Linked DNA regions of Homo sapiens: region 1 is linked to region 2. Evidence: read pairs that join two places in POLR2A ChIA-PET (ENCODE). Cell type or tissue: PC-3. All regions are shown on one strand. Each heading gives the region's core, and the rest is flanking DNA. Links, peaks and the distances in the headings are about the cores only.

What was found. ChIA-PET counts read pairs that join two places held together with the same protein. Peaks named below come from ENCODE experiments on the same cell type or tissue, not always from the same donor. Only the 100,000 strongest peaks of a DNase experiment are listed, where the experiment ranks them.
Region 1: POLR2A ChIA-PET joins it to region 2 with 13 read pairs; 7 of 35 experiments call an interaction of 5 or more read pairs at or near these places.

Annotation. Positions count from the first base shown.
Region 1 is chr1:162,684,834-162,696,114 of GRCh38, reverse strand. The region is part of intron 2 of DDR2 (discoidin domain receptor tyrosine kinase 2); the gene reads right to left. Among named protein-coding and RNA genes, the nearest start is that of DDR2, 58 kb to the right of the region's middle. In PC-3, for the core only: no CTCF peak of the experiment used is centred there; DNase peaks (open chromatin) are centred at 5,034 and 5,724; H3K4me3 peaks cover 377 bases; H3K27ac peaks cover 1,983 bases.
Region 2 is chr1:162,600,747-162,612,027 of GRCh38, reverse strand. It overlaps UAP1 (UDP-N-acetylglucosamine pyrophosphorylase 1), which reads right to left. Exons shown (of 11, transcript NM_001324116.5): 11 at 10,788-11,281. Among named protein-coding and RNA genes, the nearest start is that of DDR2, 26 kb to the left of the region's middle. In PC-3, for the core only: no CTCF peak of the experiment used is centred there; a DNase peak (open chromatin) is centred at 6,327; H3K4me3 peaks cover 373 bases; H3K27ac peaks cover 2,454 bases.

The DNA of each region.
Region 1 (11,281 bases), core at 1,310-9,309, 85 kb before region 2:
TACCTTTTAACCAATACTGGAATATAATGAGTGGGTTATGTCATGGATAATCCACAGTAATAGACAACATTTAGCTCCAGAATGAGTTCATTGATCTACTTTTCAATACATAAGCCAGTAGGACCTAGTCGTTAGTAGCCTTGCACATTTTCAGTCAGAGGAACTGTGTTCATAGTTCAGCATTAGCTTTGACCTGCTATATGACCTAGGGCAAACCACTCAACCTCTCTGAGCCTTAATTTTCTCATCTGTTAAATGGGAATGATGGTAACAATCCCATATGACTGTTATTACAATTAAACAAGATTGTCTATTTAAAGCAGTTTTTATAGTGCCTGGCATATAGCAAGTACTCAGTAAATGGTAGCTATGAGTGTATCTGAGGCTCAAACATTTATGATTCTCCAAATAATCCTGTTAAAATAATTTTTAAAAGCCCATTTGAAAGACATTGGCACAGTGCTCCACATCCCCATTTTAAGTCCCTGCTCAACTTTCTTCTAATGCTCATGCCCAGCAGGGATCAATAGCATCACTCCTCACACTGATGGTACAAAGCATCAGCTTAAAAATCACGGCTTTCTGGCTGGGGACGGTGGCTCATGCCTGTAATCCCAGCACTTTGGGAGGCCGAGGCAGGTGGATAACTTGAGCTCAGAAGTTTGAGACCAGCCTGGCCAACATGGTGAAACCCCATCTCTACTAAAAATACAAAAATTAGCCGGCGTGGTGGCTACTGCCTGTAATCCCAGCTACTTCGGTGCCTGAGACACAAGAATTGCTTGAACCTGGGAGGTGGAGGCTACAGTGAGCCAAGATCGCACCACTGCACTCTAGCCTGGGCAACAGAACTAGTCTCTGTCTCAACAAAAAAAGAAAAAAGAGCTGCTTTATTTTCTGACTTGTCTCACCAGCTTTCCCATCGTGTTAAAAGCTTTTGTGTCTATATGAAGGGACTGTAATAAATTGGAAAGAATGTCCACCTAGCACATCAAAAACTTGACAAAATTAATAAAGTTGAATTCAAAATTTTTTTTTTAGCAATTAAGTCTAAATTCTAGAACTAAGTCACAGTAATGATATTGCTCCACAGCCAAAGCAAGACATTTGGATTTCGACATTTGAATATTTTTCACGGATACATTCAAAATTCTCTGAACAAAAATTTTACATGTGATTGAGTCAAATAAAGTGGTATTAAAATTTGAAAGATAATGTTTCTGTGTCTGAGAAATTATGGAACACAAAATTACCAGGAAAAACAAAAACAAAACTCAAACACAAAGCTAGTCTGCTTTTTTGTGAGTTGATGAATAATGTTTTGACTGAAAGATATTTCTATCAGTTACTAATAAAAATACTTCTAGATTTTTGACATATCACAGAAATGTAGCTCAACATGCATTCTTTTTTTAATATTTATTGAGAAATTTCTAAACATCAGAAACTTTGCTAAGCACTATGAATAAGTAACATAGTTACTTCCCACATGTGTCTTAGAGTTTCATGGGAGGCTGGAAAAAAGAAAAATCAATGACAAAATGATATGACGGGGCAACGATAGGAGAACACAGGGACTTGGCCAAGGTTTAAGGGACAGGAACAGCTTCCCAGACTAAACAACATCTAAGCTGAGATCTAAGGGATGTGCAAAACATAAAATGAGGAGGTGGGGGAAAGAACTCCACAGGTAGATGCACCCTCATAAAGAAAGACCCAGAGACTAAAGGGCCTTTCCTCAGAGGGAATGTGGGAAACATGGAATCGCCTTGGTGTGGCTCAAGCACGGAGTGTACGGCAAAGCAGAAAGATATGAGACCAGTGAGGAAAACCAAAACCTTGTAGGGCATTTACTCTGAGAGCAAAGCAGAGCCACTGGAGGGCTTTTAGGCAGAGGAGTGGCATATCCAGTCAGTGACTTAAAATCAGAAGAGAAAAAAATGGAAACGGGAAGGCAGAGTTAAGAAACTATTACCCAAATAGGCAACAATGGAGGGGATGGAGACAAACCAGGAGTTTGAGACCACCCTGGCCAACATGGTGAAACCCCATCTCTACTAAAAATACAAAAATTAGCTGGGTGTGCTGGCATGTTCCTGTAATCCCAGCTACTCGAGAGGCTGAGGCAGAAGAAGCGCTTGAGCCTGGGAGGCAGAGGTTGCAAACTATGAGAGATTTAGCTATGAAATCAAATGGATCATGATTTGATTCAAATATGAAGGTGAAGAAGAGAGAGAGAAGCCAAGAATGATGCTGAGTTTCCTGCTTCGGAGGCCAAGGATCCCAATGCAGGGCCTTTGCGCTTACTGCCCTCTCTGCCTGGAATGTTCTTCACATACCTGTCAGCCTCCCTTACTCACTTCATCCAGGCTCTGGCTCCAAGGCTGCCTGGTCAGAGGTCCTCTTCGACCACCCCATATAAAACAACACCTAGTCAGTGCCCAAACCCTCAGCCCAGCTCCATTATTCTTTATCCTCTTATCCCCTAATACCACTTCAGAGTATTTCTTATCCCCTGACTTGTTATACATTTGTCTGTTCAAGGACCTTGCTGTCCCCTTGAGAATGTAAGCTCCATGAAAGCAGCAGTTGTTTCTATTTTGTTTCACTCTCAGTACCTAAAATAGTTCCCGGCACATTGTCACTCTCAAAATGTCTTTGTTTGATGAATAAACTCATAAAGATAGAAAACGTCAAAAGAAAAACACAAAGGCGGTTCAGAAACACTCCCTCACTTTCCAGCACTAGTTCTAATACTTTCATGCAGAAGCTCCTTTGCTTTTTAGCTAATAAAAATGTAAGATATACAGAAAAGTACACAAATTGCACACGTAAAGCTCAATGACAAAGTGAACATACCTGTGTTATCACCACTCAGGGCCAGAAATATAACAACCTCAGCAACTCAGAAGCCCCCAACACAGCCCTCCCAGTCACTAACCTCTTGCTCTTCCCCAAAGGTATCAGGTAAACTGATGTCTAACCTCATATAGTTTTGTCTGTTTTTGAACTTTATATAAATATAATAACTCCATTTGTTTTCTTTTTTGTTTGGCCCCTTTCGCTCAAAATTAGGTTTGTGAGGTTCATCCATGTAGTTCTATGGAGCAGTATGTCATGCTTTTTCATAGTTTAAAAAGATTCCACTTCACAAATAGCCTATAATTTATTTTTTACTATTGATGAATGTCTGGGTATTTCCAATTTGGAGCCATAACTAATGATGCTGTATCAACATTCCAGTACATACTTTTAGGTAAACATATGGATATACATTTTCATTGGATTATAGCTAGGTCATATCATATGCTGGGTCATAGAGTATGGTCAGATTATATGCTGGGTCATAGAGTATGCAAATGTTCCATTTTAATAAATATTGCCAAACTGTTTTTCAAATAGGTTATACCATGTCTGATTCTTACCAGCAGTATACATTATTTCCCACTCTTTCAAGTCTTCAACAATGCTTGGTAATACAAGTCTATTTGGTTTCAGCCACTTTAGTGGGTATGTAGTGGCATCACATTTCCCTAGTGACTGAGGTAAAGGTGGAGTGAAGGCAAGCTTCTTTTCATGTCATTTGGATATCCATTCTTGTGAAGTTCCTGTTCTGGTCTCTTTTCCCTTTTCTTGTCTTTTTCTTATTGATTTGTGAGAGGTCCTTACATGTCCTGAATACAAATCCTCGATTGGTCATAAGTGTTCCAAACAGTTCCTCTGACTCCATTGTTTGCCTTTTCCTTTCTTAACAGTGACTTTTGATAAACATAAATTCTTCACTTTAATGGAATTCACGTGATCAATCTTTCCCTTTCTGTCAGTGCTTTCTGTGGCTTGGAGCTGTTGTAGGAAGCATTCATAAAGAAGGATGAGTAGAGCAGGGAAGTGGAGGTGGAGGGAAGGCACTTTCTAAACGGTGGTGGGAGGAGGTGGGTGTCAGCCAAGGCAGGGATGTGCTCTCAAGACTGAAAACACTGGGCTGGACTCACTAGAGCAGAAGGTTTGTGTCAGTAAATGTGGGAGAATGTTCAGCCAGGTAAGGTGAGGCTAGACTGCACGGGACCTTAAGGCAGGCCAAGGCATTTCCCCATGACCTGAAGGCACTGAGGATGCTCTGAAGGTCTCTGTCTCCACCCACCTACAGGCCTTGCCTGTCTTTGTTTGCAGCCTACCATGTGGATATGCCCACCGCAGAATTGAACCAGTGTCCCTTGTGATACCTTTCTACCTTCTACATACTTCTATTTCTGTCTTTATCAGACTGCATGGCAATTTATGTATCTTCCAATCTAAACTGACAACTTCAAAAGTAGATATTGGTAGCAGAATGCAAGTTCAGTTTGTACAGGCTCATAAGAGCTGATTATTAAATTTTCAGGGCTTCTGTGAGCCAATTGACACCATGTTGGTAGCTTGAAATCAAACATGGCAAGAGTATTTACTCAATGGAAATCAGCAAAAGGTACAAATCAGGGTACCGCCTCCCCACAGAGCCAGTTGTACTTGCCAGCACGTCACTAGACACTGGTCTTATTCATCTCTATATTGCTGTCACCAAGCACAGCGTTTGCATCAATGTTTGTTGAATTAAATTGCATTTTTTCACACCTATCACTCCTTTTAGGACTCCACATAAATAAATTCTTTGAACAATCATTATGAGAATCCTGCTCTCTGCTCCTTCAGTACAACCAGACAGTAGGTTGCATTCCTTTGTCATGCACAGTGAGGCCATCCCTGAGAGTTTTCAAGGGCATTTGTGAGGCAATTAAAGAACACCAGGCAATGCACAATTAAGGGCAAGGCAGGGTGTTGGAGTGGCCAGTCCTTCCAGAGCCCAGTCCTCAAGAGATCTTTACAACCTGGCTGGTGCTCCTAAGAGGTCTGTGAATCTCATGAGATTCACAGAGTAATAGCAGCCCAGGCACTTCCTAGAGCCAAAAGCTCATCGAACTCACAAGGCCACTAAAGGAGCAGCCTGTGGGCCCGCTGTGTCAGGCACCAGGCATGTCCTTTGTTGTTCCCTCCAAAAACAGGATGGGGAAATGTCAGTTGGTGAGAGAGCTCGTGACTCACGACTATACCCTGGGGGGGAAAGAGGTTTTCAGTAAAAGGAATGAGTAAAGTTTTATCTGCCATACAAACCCAAGAGCCAAAACTTGGTGAAAGAATGAATACAAATTAAATAGACACAACTCCAGCATTTCAAAGCAATTAAAAAATATAACTGTAGGTCCGTTTTTAGAGCAAGAATACTATTCCCATGATTCTTAACCGAAAGAATGCCCAGGGCTCAGAGGGCCAGCGCAGGAGAATCTCCTCAGGAACAGGCATGAGGGCTTGTGTGATTCAAACAAAAATTACTCACTATTATAATTGCTTTAATTTATTTTTAGTCATGGTTATTTACTCAGAAATTTCAAATAACATTAGGGAAGGCATAACTTTTTATGTTTATAAAAAGATGTGTGGGTTTTGTAAAGGATGAGAAACATTCATATATTTTAATTCTCATCTTTTACAGATGAGGAAACTGAAAATCCATCTGTAAACTCTACAGAAGCATCGAGGAAATCTATCTTATCACCCGTTATGTATCTAGTACTAACAATGCCTAGCACATGGTAGGTATGCTGGAAAGAGCTGCTGAATGAATCAGTAAATAAATGAATGAGAACCCAAGAGGAGATATGACTTGGCCAGTGTCACACATGTTGACATTTTGGCAGAGCTGGCATGAGTGTCCTAACCCCAAAACCAGTGAGCTTTCCACCCTAGAGGAGTGGTTAATTAAGAACATGGACTCTGGAGCCAGACTGCCTGGGTTTCTACGCCAGCCCCACCACCTGCTAGCTTTGTGACTATGAGCAGATTATGTAATATTCGTGAACCTCATTTCCTTCTTCCATAAAATGGGAATAATCACAGTCCTGCTTCCAGAAAGCAGTTACAAGCATAAAGTGAGGAAACACATGTAAAGTATTTAGAAAGTGCCCAGCTCTCAGGACGTGCTCAATACACAAAGGCCACAAATGATAAGACAGGACTAAATAAAGTAGTTCTTAATTGCTCAGCATTCTGTCTTTTTTTTTTTTTTTGACATTGTCTTGCCTTGTCACCCAGGCTATAGTGCAGTGTCATGATCTCAGCTTACTGCAATCTCTGCCTCCCAGGTTCAAGGGATCCTCCCAACTCAGCCTCCCAAGCAGCTAGGGTTACAGGCATGCACCACCACACCTGGCTATTTTTTTTTTTTTTTTTTTTTTTTTAAGTAGAGATGGGGTTTCACCATGTTGGCCAGGCTGGTCTCAAACTCCTGGCCTCAAGTGATCTGCCTGCCTTGGCCTCCCAAAGTGCTGGGATTACAGGCGTGAGCCACGGCACCCAGCTGGCATTCTGTCTTCTGTGTTCTTGGTAAGCCCTTTGAAAAATTAACCTAAGACAAAACCTTGATGCCTTCTTTTTAAATGACAATTTACATTTTTTCCAGCAGCCCATCAATTTAAAGTAAACCCAAAGACTAACAAAAAAAAAAAATAAGTGAGACCAATAAGACAGTCTTTGAGGAAAGTTCTACTTTACTCTGTACTTTATCCCCTAAAAAGCCTGACAGGGGACCGGTGAGATAGCTTGGTGGTCACGAGCACAGACTTTAGGCCTTAACTGCCTAGGTTGAAACCTTAATTTCTCCATTGGTTTTCATGTATGACCTTGGGCAAGTTATCTTCTCTGTTGGTGCTAATGCTTCTTCAGTTATAAAATAAGCTTAATAACTGCCCTTACCACATATAGGGTTGTGGTGAGGACTAGCCAGTACCTGGCACTTTCTTGGAAACACAGGTATTAACCATCACCTCACACAATAGACATTCATGTGACATCATGTGTTTCCATAACTTCAGCTGCATGACAGAGTGCTGTTGTCTCGCCATTGGCTATCCTTGAAGACTATGTTGCAACTGGCACCCGAGCCACAGTCCAGATCCACAGTGCAGCGTGACACTAGCCTGCAGAGATGCGCAAATCATATCTAAAGCCAGCACTGATCACTGGAACCAAGCTCCATGTCAACCAGCCTGAGTTAAAGAACCTAAGTCACACAACAAAAGTGTGCACAATTTTCCCGCAGAACATCATGAGGGGACCAAGGGCTCTGAGGCTTCATCATCAGTGAAAACAGAGCACCAGGGTATGAGCCCCCTGACAAGGGTCTCAGGAAGGCCGGCCCCACAGCCAGAACCAACCAAGCTGTGACTGGCAGGTGCCAAGGGACACACTGGGAGCTGAGCACTCTCAGGTACTTCTTTACTTCTTGGTACTTTCCTGGACCTTCTCCAGACAGTTTCCTGGCAGAATAATAGCTAAGTTCAACCCAGGACAGTTTGTGGATTATCACGTCTCCTGAAGCTCCACAGACATCCCTCCTCCGTGCGTCATGGCAGTCTTCTTTATGGGTGAATTCATAACCCACACACAAGTGAATTTTTAATAGAGACATGTATAAATGTTCTTCAACTAGCAGAGCTTAAAACCAATAAACATGTATTTTATAGGTTCAGTGAAGTGCTGTGGTTAAGAGCTTAGGCTCCAAGGTAGGTGCTGCTTGAGTTCAAATCCTGATTGAACCACTTATTTACCTGGGCTGAAACACTTAACATCTCTGTGCCTCAGTTGCCATATTGGTAAAATATAACCATTATTTCGACAACAAGTAGTTTCCATGAGAGGAAGTAGAGTTAACCTGTGTAAAACACATGGGAATTACCCAGAAAATAGCAGGCATGCAGCACAGGCTAGCTACGATTAGTATACCACTTATACTGGGTGGTACAGATATCTGTGCAAATGAAGAGAAAGGAGCCACAGAGAAGTCTCACATTGAACCAAACATGAAGTTGTGTCCTTGTACGTGCTGTGCTTGTACTGGAGACATGTCAGTCTCACTTGCTACATTCTTAATGCACGCTCACGTATTCCCATTGGTAGAAGCCACTTAGAACATGTCCAGAGCAGTGGCTCTTTCAACTGCTCTCATCCTTTTACTTACATAACACTGAAGTTGCCGAACCAATCTCATTCAAAGTTTCCAAAACAGTCACCTTTGGACTGAGTCAGCCTGGAAACTTTTAGTACACTGGGTTGCAGCTTCAAATAGCTGTGAAAACAGCAGATGCTCACCTACATGGTGTCCTGCTTCTCTGATTGCAGCGGCATATAAAAGGGCACCCAAAAGAACGATCCACCTCGTGACCCCATTAATGCTTGGCATATGTGCCCTAAATACTCATTATTTGTTGCAGGACCAGGTATGTAACTGCACTAGGGCCAGTACTGATGATGTCAGTGTCTTGAAATTCAGCCTCTTCTCTCCGTCCCCAACCTGGCTCAGGCAGCATCCCCCTGGTTCTGTACATCAGACACCTCCTCCATCCCCACCGGAAATCTCAGTCATAAAAGAACACAGGTCAGAGTGTCATTACAGTATTATAGTCAGTTATAATCAAAACTGGGATGAGAACACGCAGGGCTACTGGCTCCAACATTAGAGCTCTTTTCCTAAGACAGTTGGGAAAGCAGCCCTTGATGTTATGTTCATCCAACAATGTGTAAAATTTAAAAAGAAAAAAACCCACTTCAAAATAAACATATATTCCTAATCTGCCATGGTCACTTCTGGAAATGATAAGCAAGCTCTCAACGTTGCTATGGGGAGTCCATATAATGAGCATGGAACTCACAGAGGCCAGGGAAAGCAAGCCCAGCAGTGGGGCCGTTTTATGGCCATGGTGACTACATTTATTCCTAGGCTTAAGACCAGGCCACTGGGCATACAAGAAAGAGCAAACCACTCATCAGTATTCCAGGTGCAGGTAATGCCTTGCCTCCTCTTTCTTCTACCACATCCAGGCCACCTTTAGGGGAAATCAGAGAGGTACAACTCCACCTTTATAGAAACACAGCGAGGCTGGACATGAAGACAGTGGCAGGCAGCAGAGAGGCCAGAGCAGCCCAAAGCCTGGCAGCCTCATTGTCTTCTCCTTGCTCTGGATCTTCCCACTTTCTCCCCAGTCAGGAGCCCTCCTGAGCCCCAACCAAAACCTTCACCTTGTGTGGGTAACATTAACAAAAGAAAATGAAATTTAACACAGCCAACTCTGCAACACTTAGCAACCCAGAAGGCTGAAAGCAATTTAATCCAACAACTTTTTGTCGTCAACAAAAACAAGAATGATAGGCCAGGCGTGGTGGCTCATGCCTGTAATCCCAGTACTTTGGGAGGCCAAGGCGGGCAGATAACCTGAGGTTAGGAGTTCAAGACCAGCCTGGCCAATATGGCAAAACCCCATTTCTACTAAAAATACAAAAAATTCCCATTACTGGGTATATATCGAAAGGATTATAAATCATTCTACTATAAAGGCACATGCACACGTATGTTTACTGCAGCACTATTTACAATAGCAAAAACTTGGAATCAACCCAAATGTCCATCAATGATAGACTGGATAAAGAAAATGTGGCACATATATACCATGGAATACTACGCAGCCATAAAAAACAATGAGTTCATATCCTTTGCAGGGGCATGGATGAAGCTGGAAGCCATCATTCTCAGCAAACTAACACAGGAACACAAAACCAAACACCGCATATTCTCACTCATAAGTGGGAGTTGAACAATGAGGACACATGGACACAGGGAGTGGGATATCACACACCAGGGCCTGTCACGGGGTGGGGGGCAAGGGGAAGGAGAGCATTAGGACAAATACCTAATGCATGCAGGGCTTAAAACCTAGATGGTGGGTTGATAAGTGCAGCAAACCACTATGGCACATGCATGCCTATGCAACAAACCTGCACGTTCTGCACATGTATCCCAGAACTTAAAATAAAATTTAAAAAAAAAATACAAAAATTAGCTGGGCATGGTGCCGGGCACCTGTAATCCCAGCTACTCCAGAGGATAAAGTAGGAGAATCGCTTGAACCCAAGAGGCGGAGGTTGCAGTGAGCCAAGATCAAGCCACTGCAAGAATGATAAATATCTATTCAGAACCTATAAAAAGCTCCAGGCACTCTTACAGATCTGTGGGGAAAACAAAGTGAATAGAACACAGTCCCTCTTCTTCGGTTATTCTTTGCCTAGCACTGTCTGATGCTGAATAGAATGCCTGGTGTGCGTACCTCAACTTACTGGATTATGAATCTCAGCCCTGCCACTTAATAGCCATATGGTCTTTGGGCAAATCACTTAGCCTCTGTCTGCTTCAGTTTCCTTATCTGTAAAATGGGGATAATGATAAATCCTTCTTCATAGGATTGCTGCAAGGGTTAAATAGGTCAAAGGGCTTAGAAAAGCGGCTGCTACAGAAAAACTACTTAATAAAGACTTGCATTAGTAAGCTTCCACAGTATGTACGTCGATAAAACAGTTTCCTTGCCTAGGGAGCATCCAGTCTCTTAGGATATTACAGCCAGAAAGGACCTCCGAGATCACCCAGTTCAGCCTCCTCAGTGTGCAGGTAAGAATGAGGTTCAGGAACACCAGTTGACTTGTCCACAATTATATACCTTGTTAAAAAAGTAGAGCCCTGAGATTAGACCCAGGCCCCCAACCTGGATCTCCAGTGTGCCTCCCAGTCTAAAAAGCTAGTTTGTAAATCACTCTGCTGACTCTTCTCAGAACATATTTGTATTTCAGTGACTCAAATAAAGAAATACATAATGTTAGGAGTATTGTTGCAATAGCACCATGACAAAATATATGGTATAGTATTTTAAGGCAGTGACCACCCACTGTCCCATTTCATTCATACATTCTATGAAAGAACACAGATACTTCTGCTTCACTCTGTTCTAAATATATTTCATGCATAAAAGCTTAGTATAAATGATTTCTTCAAATCCTCACAGCAATACTGTGAGATAGATATTGTATATTTTGTATATAATTATTCCAATCATACTGAAGAGCAAACCAAGGCACCCAATAGTTAAAAAACATGCCCCAAATCACAGTTAATGAAAGGTAAAATTGTGATTTAAACCCAGAAAATTTATCTCCAGAATTCACCCTTGTAGCCACTAGGCCGTACTATCTCACTAGCCCGAGAGGGAAAAGTTCTTGTGTCCCAATTCAAGTTTGAGTGTTATCCACATCTGTAGATTTCAAATTTTCCTGCTTTTTAAAGTGCAGATTTTCATGGTAGGAATCACATAAGGTAGCAATGGTGCTAAGGGTGCTATTCATGTATGTGTGTGTGTGTGTGTGTGTG
Region 2 (11,281 bases), core at 2,264-10,263:
ATACTCTTTTGTGCCTGGCTTTTCTTCCAATATTATTGCTAGGCAAGATGCAAATTTTTTTTTCAAGATGGAGTCTCACTCTTACCCAGGCTGGAGTGCAGTGCCGCAATCTCTGCTCACTGCAACCTCCACTTCCCAGGTTCAAGTGATTCTCCTGCCTCAGCCTCTCGAGTAGCTGGAATTACAGGCATGCACCACCATGCCTGGCTAATTTTTTTGTATTTTTAGTAAAGATGGGGTTTCGCCATGTTGGCCAGACTGGTCTCGAACTCCTGACCTCAGGTAATCCACCAGCCTCGGCCTCCCAAAGTGCTGGGATTACAGGCGTGAACCACCGCACCTGGCTGCCAAATTTATATTTAACTTTTAAGGGACTGCCAAACTTCTTTTCAACATGGCTATGCCATTTTATCTTGGCACCAACAATCTGTGAGAGTTCTGTATCCTGGTCAACGCCTTGTATGATCAGTCCTTTTAATTCTACACATTTTAATAGATGTGTCAGGGTACCTCATCATCATGGTTTGCATTTCCATTTCCCTAATGACGTTTAGCATCTTTTTGTGTGCTCATTTGCTATCAGCTTACCTTCTTTATTGAAGTACCTATACAAATCTTCTATTTTTTTTTTTTTTTAATTTATTTATTTGAGACAGAGTCTCATTCTGTAGCCCAGGCTGGAGTGCAGTGGCACGATCTCAGCTCACTGCAACCTCTGCCTCCCAGGTCCAAGCAATTCTCCTGCCTCAGCCTCCCGAGTAGCTGGGACTACAGGCACATGCCACCACGTCAGGCTAATTTTTGTATTTTTTTAGTAGAGACAGGGTTTAACCATGTTAGCCAGCATGGTCTTGATCTCCTGACCTCGTGATCCACCCCCCTCGGCCTCCCAAAGTGCTGGGATTACAGGCATGAGCCACCACGCCCAGCCTCTTCTAGAAGTTTTATATAGTTTTAGGTTTTACATTTAGGTCTATGCTTTATTTCAAATTACTTTTTATATTTGGTGCAAGGTATGTATAAGTTTACTTTCTTGAAGATGGATATCTAATTGTTTCAGCACCGTTTGTTGAAAATACTATTTTTCTCCATTGAAATGTCTCTGCACCTTAGTTGAAAATGAATTGACAATATACTTATTTCTTCCTTTCCTTCCTTTCCCTCCCTTCCTCCCTCTTTTCCTTCCTTCCTTCTTCCTTTCTTTCCTTTCTTTTTCTTTTCTGAGATGGGGGGTCTCACTATGTTGACCAGGCTGATCTTGAATTCCCGGCTTCAAGTGATCCTCCTACCTCAGCTTCCCAAAATCTTGAGATTATAGGCGTGAGCCACCACGCCCGGACTCAAATTGACAATATATGTATTGTCTATTTCTAGATTAGTCTATTTATCGATTATCTATTCTGTCTCATTGATATATTTGTCTACCTTGTCATCTATAGATCATTTTGGGGAGAACTGACATCTTAACACCAAATCTTCTCATCTACTTCTGTAATTTTACTCAACAACATTTTGTACTTTTCAATGTACAGGTCCTTCACATATTAGTCAGATTTACCCATAAGCATTTCATGTTTTAACATTACTATAAATGATGTTGATTTTCTAAATTTTAATGTCTAATTATTTGTTGCTAGAATATAGAAATACAAATGATTTTTGTATGTTGATCTTGTATCCCACAACCTTGTTAAACTTATTAGCTCTGATAACTTGCATGCAGATCCCACAGGATTTTCAAGGTAGATAATCATGTCATCTTCAAATAGACAGATTTATTTATTCCTTTCCAATGTAGATACCTATATGTTTTTCTTGCCTTATTTTACTGGGTATAACTTCTATACAACATTGAATAGAGGTAGCAAAAAAGAACATACTGCCTTGTTCCTGATTTTGGGGGGGAAATACACAAGTCTTTTACCATTAAGTGTGATAGTAAAATGTAGGTTTGCAAACATGACCTTTGTTTATCACATCTATTCCTTCTATCCCTAGTGTCATGAGACTAAAATTTTATAAGGAAAGGATGTTGGATTTTGAGAAATGTATTTCCTAAATCTATAATTTGTCTTTTTGTCTGTTAATATATTGAATTCTCCTTATTAATTTTCAAATGTTAAGCCAACCATGCATTCCTGGGCTACACCCCACTTTGTTATATTATCCATCTAATATATTGTTGAATTCTATTTGCTAAAATTGTGTTAAGAATTTTACACCTAAGTTTGTGGAAGCCAGCCTTTAAGATGGGTCCCCATAATCTCTGCCTTCCAGTATTTATACCCTTGAGTAGTCACTTATTGTACAATAGTTGACCAATATGGTATTATAGACATGATGCTATGTCACTTCTGAGGTTAATTATAAAAGACACTGGCTTCTATCTTGCTGCTGTCTCTCTTGCTTGGGTCACTTGTGCTGAGGAAAGCCAGCTTCCTTGTCATGAGGTCCTATGGAGAGGTCCATATGGCACAGGACTGAGGCCTTTTACCAAAGGCCACGTGAGTGAGCTTGGCATCACGGTCTTCAGCCCCAGTGCAGTCTGGATGACTTCTGCCTTGGCTGATGGCTTGACTCCAACCTCATGAGAGAACCAGAGACAGAACTATCCAGCTAAGCCACTCCTGGATTACTAATCTTTAGAAACTAAAAAATAAATATGTGGTGTTATGCAGCAATAAAATAAAATAGACACCATTAAGGTACCTGAATGGGAGAGAACATACTATTCATTGAGAAAACAGAATGGCAAAGATACACAGATAAAAGAGAAACAAGAACAGTAAGTACAAGTTTATACTTCCTAGCATCAGATAATAGAAAACCAGGCCCCTTAGTGATATTGCCCATCTTGTCAAGGATAGGACATGTGGAAGAAAAGAAGCCATTTAAGTTTCTTTGATTAAAATGAAGAGAATGCAGACACCTATTACATTTCACAATAAAGTCTGACTTGCCCTAAATACAGCTAATTCTACTAAGGCCATATTAAATAGTTGGATCAAGGGCCACTATTTCCTCTTTAAATTAGGATTTCTTTATTCCATAGTGACCCTAGGTGATTTTAATATTTTATTAATCTATTTTCAGAGGACTGATTTTAAAATATCTTTATAAGAACACAGAGATACTCTTTATCTTGTTAGGCTGAACAAGAACTGAATTTATGTGCCTCTAATGAGATTAACATGAAGTATGCACACTATCTATGAAGTTTTTTGGGTTTGTTTCTGTTTTGTTTTGATTAGACAGAGTCTTGCTCTGTTGCCCAGGCTGGAATGCAGTGGTGCAATTTCGGCTCACTGCAACCTCTGCCTCCTGGGTTCAAGTGATTCCCTGTTTCAGCCTCCCAAGTAGCTGGGACTACAGGCCTACACCACCACGCCTGGCTAATTGTTATATTTTTAGTAGAGACAGGGTTTTACCATGTTGGCTAGGCTGGTCTCAAACTTCTGACCTCAAGTGATCTGCCCCCCTTGGCCTCCCAAAGTGCTGGAATTACTAGTGTGAGCCACTGTGCCCAGCCTATGAAATATTTTTAACTTTACAAAATTGATTACAGTGGCTCACGCCTGTAATCCCAGCACTTTGGGAGGCCAAAGCGGGCATATCACGAGGTCAGGAGATCAAGACCATCCTGGCTAACACAGTGAAACCCCGTCTCTACTAAAAAATACAAAAAATTAGCTGGGCATGGTGGTGGGTGCCTATAGTCCCAGCTACTGGGGAGACTGAGGCAGAAGAATGGCGTGAACCCAAGAGGCAGAGCTTGCAGTGAGCCAAGATCATGCCACTGCACTCCAGCCTGAGCAACAGTGAGATTCCGCCCCCCCCAAAAAAAAAAAAAAAATTGACCTTGAATTTCATCAAGCTTCAGCTATAACTATAATTTTCAGGAAATATGGAGGCTAGAGGAGCAAGTTAAAGGACATCATGGAAATGAAACCCAAAATCTGCAAATCTATGTTGAAAAAGTAACCAGTTTTTTCTAACAAATAAATATCAAACAAAAAAAAAAAAGAAGAGGAAGGAGGACCTGCATATATTTTTAAATATTTAAGGGAATATTTAAAAGACATATTAGTCAAAGGCAATAAATTGACTGTAGAGCCTGATTCAAATAATGCAACATAAAAAATATATATTTATGAGACACTGGGGGCTGGGCACAGAGGCTCACACCTGTAATCCTAGCACCTTGGGAGCCAAGGAAGGGGGATAGCTTGAACTCAGGAGTTCAAGACCAGCCTGGGCTACATGGTGAAACTCCCTCTCTACAAAAAAAAACAAAAATTTAGCCGACATGGTGGTGTGCACCTGTAGTCCCAGCAACTTGAGGGGCTGAAGCAGGAGAATCACTTGAGCCCAGGAGGTTGAGGCTGCAGTAAGCCAAGATCTTGCCACTGCACTCCAGCCTGGGCGACAAAGTGAGACCCTGTCTCAGAAAAAAAAAAAAAAAAGATATTTATGAGACACTTGGGGAAGTTCAAACACTGGCTGGATACTACATGATATTAAGGCATGATTGTTAATTATTAAGGTTTTAAAAATATCATGGGGTGGGCATTGTGGCTCACGCCTGTAATCCCAACACTTTGAGAAGCTGAGGTGGGAGGATCACTTGCGCCCAGGAGTTTGGGAACAGCCTGGGCAACATGGCAAGACCTCGTCTCTACAAAATAAATTACCTGGACCAGTGGCATGTGCCTGTAGTACCAGCTACTTGGGAAGCTAAGGTTGGGGGATCACTTGAGCCCAGGAGTTCGGGGCTGCAGTGAGCCATGTTCATGCCACTGTACTCCAGCCTGGGTGACAGAGTGAGACCTGGTCTAAATACATATATATATTCATATATATAAACACACACATACACTGGTTATTTTATCACTCCAATATACACTGATACAATGAAGTATTACAACCAAGATGTTGAACTGATTTTAAAGTAATTCAGTGGGTGGGTGGGGTGTAGAGGGAAAGTGAGAAATAAATGAACCAAGACTAACCACAATTAATTGTTAGAAACTAAGTAATAGAGGCTTATTACTCTGTTCTATTGTGTATGTTTGAATTTATTTTAAGTAGACAAAAAGTATGGGCCTCTGGATTTAGACTCTGGGTTCAATTCTCAGCTTTGCTTCTTATGAGGTATATAATCTTAAACAATTTACTTAACCTCTATGCCTCAGTTTCCCTGTGTACTGGACAATAAAAGTTCCCACTTCATAGGAAAGTAATAAGGATTAAATGAGATAATGTATGTAAAGTGCTTAGTGCAATGCCTGACACATGGTTAAGTGTTAGAATATGTTAGCCATAGTTATCCTTACTGAATATTTACTTTATATTCGTGTGACAGTTAATCTCTCCTTTATCACATTTCAGACCTTTTAGAAGTCTATAAAATAAGCCAGATGTGGTCACACATGCCTGTATTCCCAGCACTTTGGGAGGCCAAGGTGGAAGGATTTCTTGAGCCCTGGAGTTCGAGACCAGCCTGGGCAACATAGTGAGACCATCTTTACCAAAAATTAAAATAAAAAATTAGCGGGGGGAGGCCGAGACAGGCAGATCACCTGAGGTCAGGAGTTCAAGACCAGCCTGACCAATATGGAGAAACCCCGTCTCTACTAAAAACACAAAATTAGCCAGGCGTGGTGGTGCATGTCTGTAATCCCAGGAGGGATTACATACTCAGAAGGCTGAGGCAGGAGAATCGCTTGAACCTGGGAGGCAGAAGTTTCGGTGAGCCAAGATCACGCCATTGTACTCCAGCCTGGGCAACAGGAGTGAAACTCCGTCTCAAAAAAAAAAAAAAATTAGCTGGGCATGGTGCTGCATGCCTATAGTCCTAGCTACTTGGAAAGCTGAAGTAGGAAGATCCCTTGAGCCCACAATTTTGAGACTACAGTGAGTTATGATTGAGCCACTGCACCCCAGCCTGGGCAACAGGGTGAGAACCTGTCTCCAATTAAAAAAAAAAAAAAGTGAGGAATTTATTTTAAAAAATAAAATAAAATGTATATTTTAAACTTTAAAAGAAAATCGATTGTCTCATTTCAATCTTATCCATATTATGTTATATATTTTACTCTATAAAATACAACATGAGTTGTACACATGGTTTTGTAAGAAGAAAAAAAAAAACTTTGCCTACCAGAATAAAATCTGAGATTTGTGGGAAGGATCATTTCCTGGGAAGTGGAATCACTGAGAGAGAAATTGAAGAACTGATGTGGAAAAGATGAGTCATGAAGCTACAAGGATAGACTTTTTGTTCTTATGGTGTCCTAACTTTGTTGATAATTTGGAAAACACTGTTCACATAAACATATTGTCACCACTGACTCACTGAGTTTTTTGGCAAGCCTTTTAGACCTTTCAGCTTTAAAGACATAATACTGAATGTATACATTCCATCAGAGGGCTCATATTAAACCTCTTGAAAAAAAGCTTTACCTCAAACTGCATTACCTTAAATTTCTATATATTTCCTTCGTATATTCCTCTGAATCATAAGGCATTATCATATTTCACAAATGAAGACTCTATTAAATGCCCAATGCCAAAGACAATAGCATAATGGAGACTACGCTTTCTTATACTGCAACAATGCACATTCCGCTCTCTGAAAGTATGTTTACATCCTCCACCTCAACTGCACCACAGCCAATTTTACCTCAGATTTCCTTCACAGCTGTACCAAAGTGGCTAATGTGAACACCTTTGGTTAATTTTTCCTTTGAGCCTTTATAAAAGATAAAGCTTTTTAATCATAAAATTAAGAATGTATTGTCCAAAAATTTATAGAGAGAAAAAAACCCACCCATAACGTCATCACCTTAACACCTTTTTTTTTTTTTTTTTTTTTTGAGACAGAGCGTCGCTCTGTGGCTCAGGCTGGAGTGCAGCGGTGCAATCTCAGCTCACTGTACCCCCTGCCTCCTGGGTTCAAATGATTCTCCTGCCTCAGCCTCCCGAGTAGCTGGGATTACAGGCGTGTGCCACCACGCCTGGCTAATATTTGTATTTTTAGTAGAGATGGGGTTTCTCTATGTTACCCAGGCTGGTCTTGAACTCCTGACCTCAGGTGACCCACCTGCCTCAGCCTCCCAAAGTGCTGGGATTACAGGTGTGAGCCATCACGCCTGGCCTTAACACATTATTATACTTTTTACTTCTCATTCAGCCCGAAAGAAGTGCCTGTAATATTTTTAAACCAAACTGTTCACTAACTTTCCTCTTTCTCTTCCCTGCCTACCACCCTGATTCCCATTTCAGAAGATGTTGAGTCAGACAGGGATAAAATTTAGAAAGACCCCCATTTAGGCTGGTTGTTTCTAGCAGTCTGAGATATTTGCAAAGTGGAATTATCCCCAGAATGCCTGTATTCATCTTTTGCTTGTACTGTTCTCAAGTGAAATGTTCTTCACTCTTCTCCTCGTCTAAGCTTTCAAAGCCAGAACACATCCAGTCTCTTCCCTCTCATCCTTGGTTGTTGATTTCTAAGCTAAGTCTATGCCTCCAAGTCAGTAATTCTCACTCCTAGCTGCCTTTTGGAATCATCTAATGCTTTTTATAAATTAGATGCTCTGGCCTTCTACCAGACTGAGAATCATAATCTCTAGGATTGAAGTCAAAAACTTGCAAGATTTTTCAAAAATCTCTCCAAGTAATTCAGAGGATCCTAAGGGTTGGAAACCATTGTTCTAGTAATTACAATTCTCCTGGTCATGTCTTGCTAGTTTTTTTGTTTGTTTGTTTTTTTGAGACGGAGTCGCCCAGGCTGGAGTGCAGTGGCATGATCTCTGCTCACTGCAACCTCCGCCTCCCGGGTTCAAGCAATTCTCCTGCCTCAGCCTCCTGAGTAGCTGGGATTACAGGCACACGCCACCACACCTGGCTAATTTTTGTCTTTTTAGTAGAGACCAACATAGTTTCACCATGTTGGTCAGGCTGGTCTCGAACTCCTGTCGTGATCCGCTCCCCTCGGCCTCCCAAAGTGCTAGGATTACAGGCGTGAGTCACCGCACGCAGCCCATCTTTCATTCTTTTACCACGATCAGTACCGCCCCCTCGGGTGTTTGAAAGAACAAAGCTCACATAAGATTTATCTATTTGGTTTCTAGCTTAATTTATTATTGCTCTGGAAACACTGGCCTCTCAGTCTCTCTCCCTAATTTATGTTTCCTTTTTAGTACCATCCCTGAACATTTTTTAATAATTTCAACTTTTATTCTTGATTCAGGCAGTACCTGTGCAGGTTTGTTACATGAATATATTGTGTGATGCTGAGGCTTGGGGTACAATTGATTCTGTCACCCAGGTAGTAAGCATAGCTTTTCAACTACTGGTGAAAAACTATTGGTTTTCCAACCCTTTCTTTCCCCTCTCAAGCAGTCCCCAGTCTCTATCGTTGCTATCTTTATGTTCACGAGTACCCAATGTTTAGCTCCCACTTATAAGTGAAAACATGTGGCATTTGGTCCAGCAATCCCATTACTGTGCATATAACTAAAAAAATGTATAAATCGTTCACCCAAAAAGACACATGTACTTGTATGTTCATCACAGCACTATTCACAATAGCAAAGACATGGAATCCAGTTAGGTGCCCATCAAAGGTGGACTGGATAAAGAAAATGTGGTACATATACACCATGGAATACTATGCAGCCATAAAAAAGAATGAAATCATGTCCTTTGCAGTAACACGGATGCAGCTGGAGGCCATTATCTTAAACAAATCAACACAGGAACATCTCTGAACTTTCAGTCAGCCTCCCCAAATTCTCTTACAGTGACCATTCTCAAGCCTTAGTGTACACCAAAATCATGCAGATGGCTTGTTAAAACACACATTTCTAGGCTGCACCCCCATATGCATAATGTAGTTATTCTGAGAATCTGTATTTCTAAGTTTCCAGGTGATGCTGATGTACCTGGTTCAGGCGACCACACTTAGAAATATCAGTTATAGATTTCCTAATTAACCCCATATTTTGGGCATGAATCACCTGGCAACTTGATGCAGTTAAGGGACCCCTTTCCTCCCCAAAATAATTATAAATCTTCCTTTCATGATCCACTTCTAAATCACAATACACATTTGCACTTAGAGGTAATTAAATCTGGCCAGGCACCATGGCTCATGCCTGTAATCTCAACACTTTGGGAAGCCAAGGCGGGCAGATCACCTGAGGTCAGGATTTCAAAACCAGCCTGGCCAACATGGTGAAACCCCGTCTCTACTAAAAAATTAGCTGGGCATGGTGGCAGGCGCCTGTAATCCCAGCTACTAGGGAGTCTGAGACAGTAGAATTGCTTGAACCCGGGAAGCAGAGGTTGCAGGGAGCCAAGATCATGCCATTGCACTCCAGCCTGGGCAACAAGAGTGAAACTCCGTCTCAAAAAAATAAATAAAAATAAACATCTAACCCCAATTTGAGAAGGAAATAGCTCTACTCTCAAAATGATGGGTGTGATAGTTAATTTTATGTGTCAGCTTGACTGGGTTAAGGCATGCCCAGACAGCTGGTAAAACATTATTCCTAGGTATGTCTTTGAGGGTGTTTCTAGAAGATATTAACATTTGAGTCAGGAGACTGAGTAAAGAAGATTGCCTTCATCAGTGTGGGCAATCCAATACATTGAGGGCCTGAATAAAATGAAAGGGCAGAGGAAGGGTCAACTGGCTCTGCTTGAGCTGGGACATCCATCTTCTCCTGCCCTTGGACATCTGCACTCCTGGTTCTCCAGCCTGCAGACTCAGACTAGGACTTACACCATTGGCTCCCCTGGTTCTCAGGCCTTCGGGTTTGGACTGGAACCACACCACCAGCTTGCAGAGGGCAGATCATGGGACTTAGCCTCCATAATCATAAGCCAATTCCTCAAAATAAGTCTTTCTATATATCTACATATTTCAGCTGGTGCAAAAGTAATTGCAGTTTTTCCCATTACTTTTAATATCCTATCAGTTCTGTTTTTCTGGAGAATCCTAATACAATGAGATCCTTCGATGAGGACACGATAAACTCCAATTTATGATTACCTTTGTTTAACTCTTACTGAGCTTAATTCCTTACATTTTAGTAATAAATTATCTTTTCATTGTTACGTGGGTTAATTTTGTCCCTTTAACCAGAATGTAAGTTTTTTAAGGACAAGTCTCTGTGTTATACTTTTTATACCCCATCTAATATTGCTGGCCACGTGACAAGCACTCAGTCCTTACTGGCTAACTCATTCATTCATCACTTCCCAATATGTATTTCCTAAACCAGGGCTCAAAACAGGACCATGAATTGCAAAAATGTCCACGTTGGCCAACAGAAAAACAGATTTCCAAACTAACTGAATGATTTGTGTTTTAGTCACTCTTCTAAGAGTATGCATGCTTTTTCCTTGCCTCTTTTTACCTGGATAACTGAAATCTGACTGTACTGTGATGAATAAAGAGGAAGTGCTAGCAATAGTAAGCTGGAATTAGAAATAAAATCAAAATTACCAATAAAAGCCAAAACTTCCAGGAATAGAAGAGGTAGAAGTTGAAAACTGAATTTTTCTTTATCTTCCAATAGACGTCACTAAAAATTCCTTTGTGGACATCAAAACTGGATTAAATTAGAGAGGTTAAGAGGGAAATTGAACAAAAATCAAATATTCAAGTAACATACCCATTGGGCTTATATGTTCACTTGTGACTATCAAAAAAGTTATTAAATCACAGCCAGTCGATCAAGCCAGACTCAAAATGACTATCAACTGTCACATAAATTCTATACTGTTACTGCCAAATTATTCTAGCTTTTATTTTCATAAACATTTTACCCAATTCTGTATTTTCTGAATTATAACAATTATTTAACAAGAACTCATAAAAATACATAATGCTATCACCTTATCATTTCATGGCTCAGAGGCTCTCAGAGTTTGCTCTTAACTACCCAATGTTCCCCAGCCATCGCTCCTCTCCAACAAAACCACTACACAATCCCATTTCCATTCTTCCCTTTTCCTAGCATCACTAGTATTTTCTTACAACAGGAGAAGAATAAATAGCAGGTGGAAATAGCAGAGGAAATAGCAAGGTTCAAGAAAAAAAGAAACGGATCATACCATTAGTATCAGTTTTTGGCATTCAGGAGCTAAAGACTCTGCAATTCCATTCTTACAACCCATTTGGAGCTCATTTCAATGAGAAGTCAAACTTCACTAATCTTTTTGAAAACTGGAATAGATAACAATAGCAAAATTGAGCTGTTATTGAAATAAA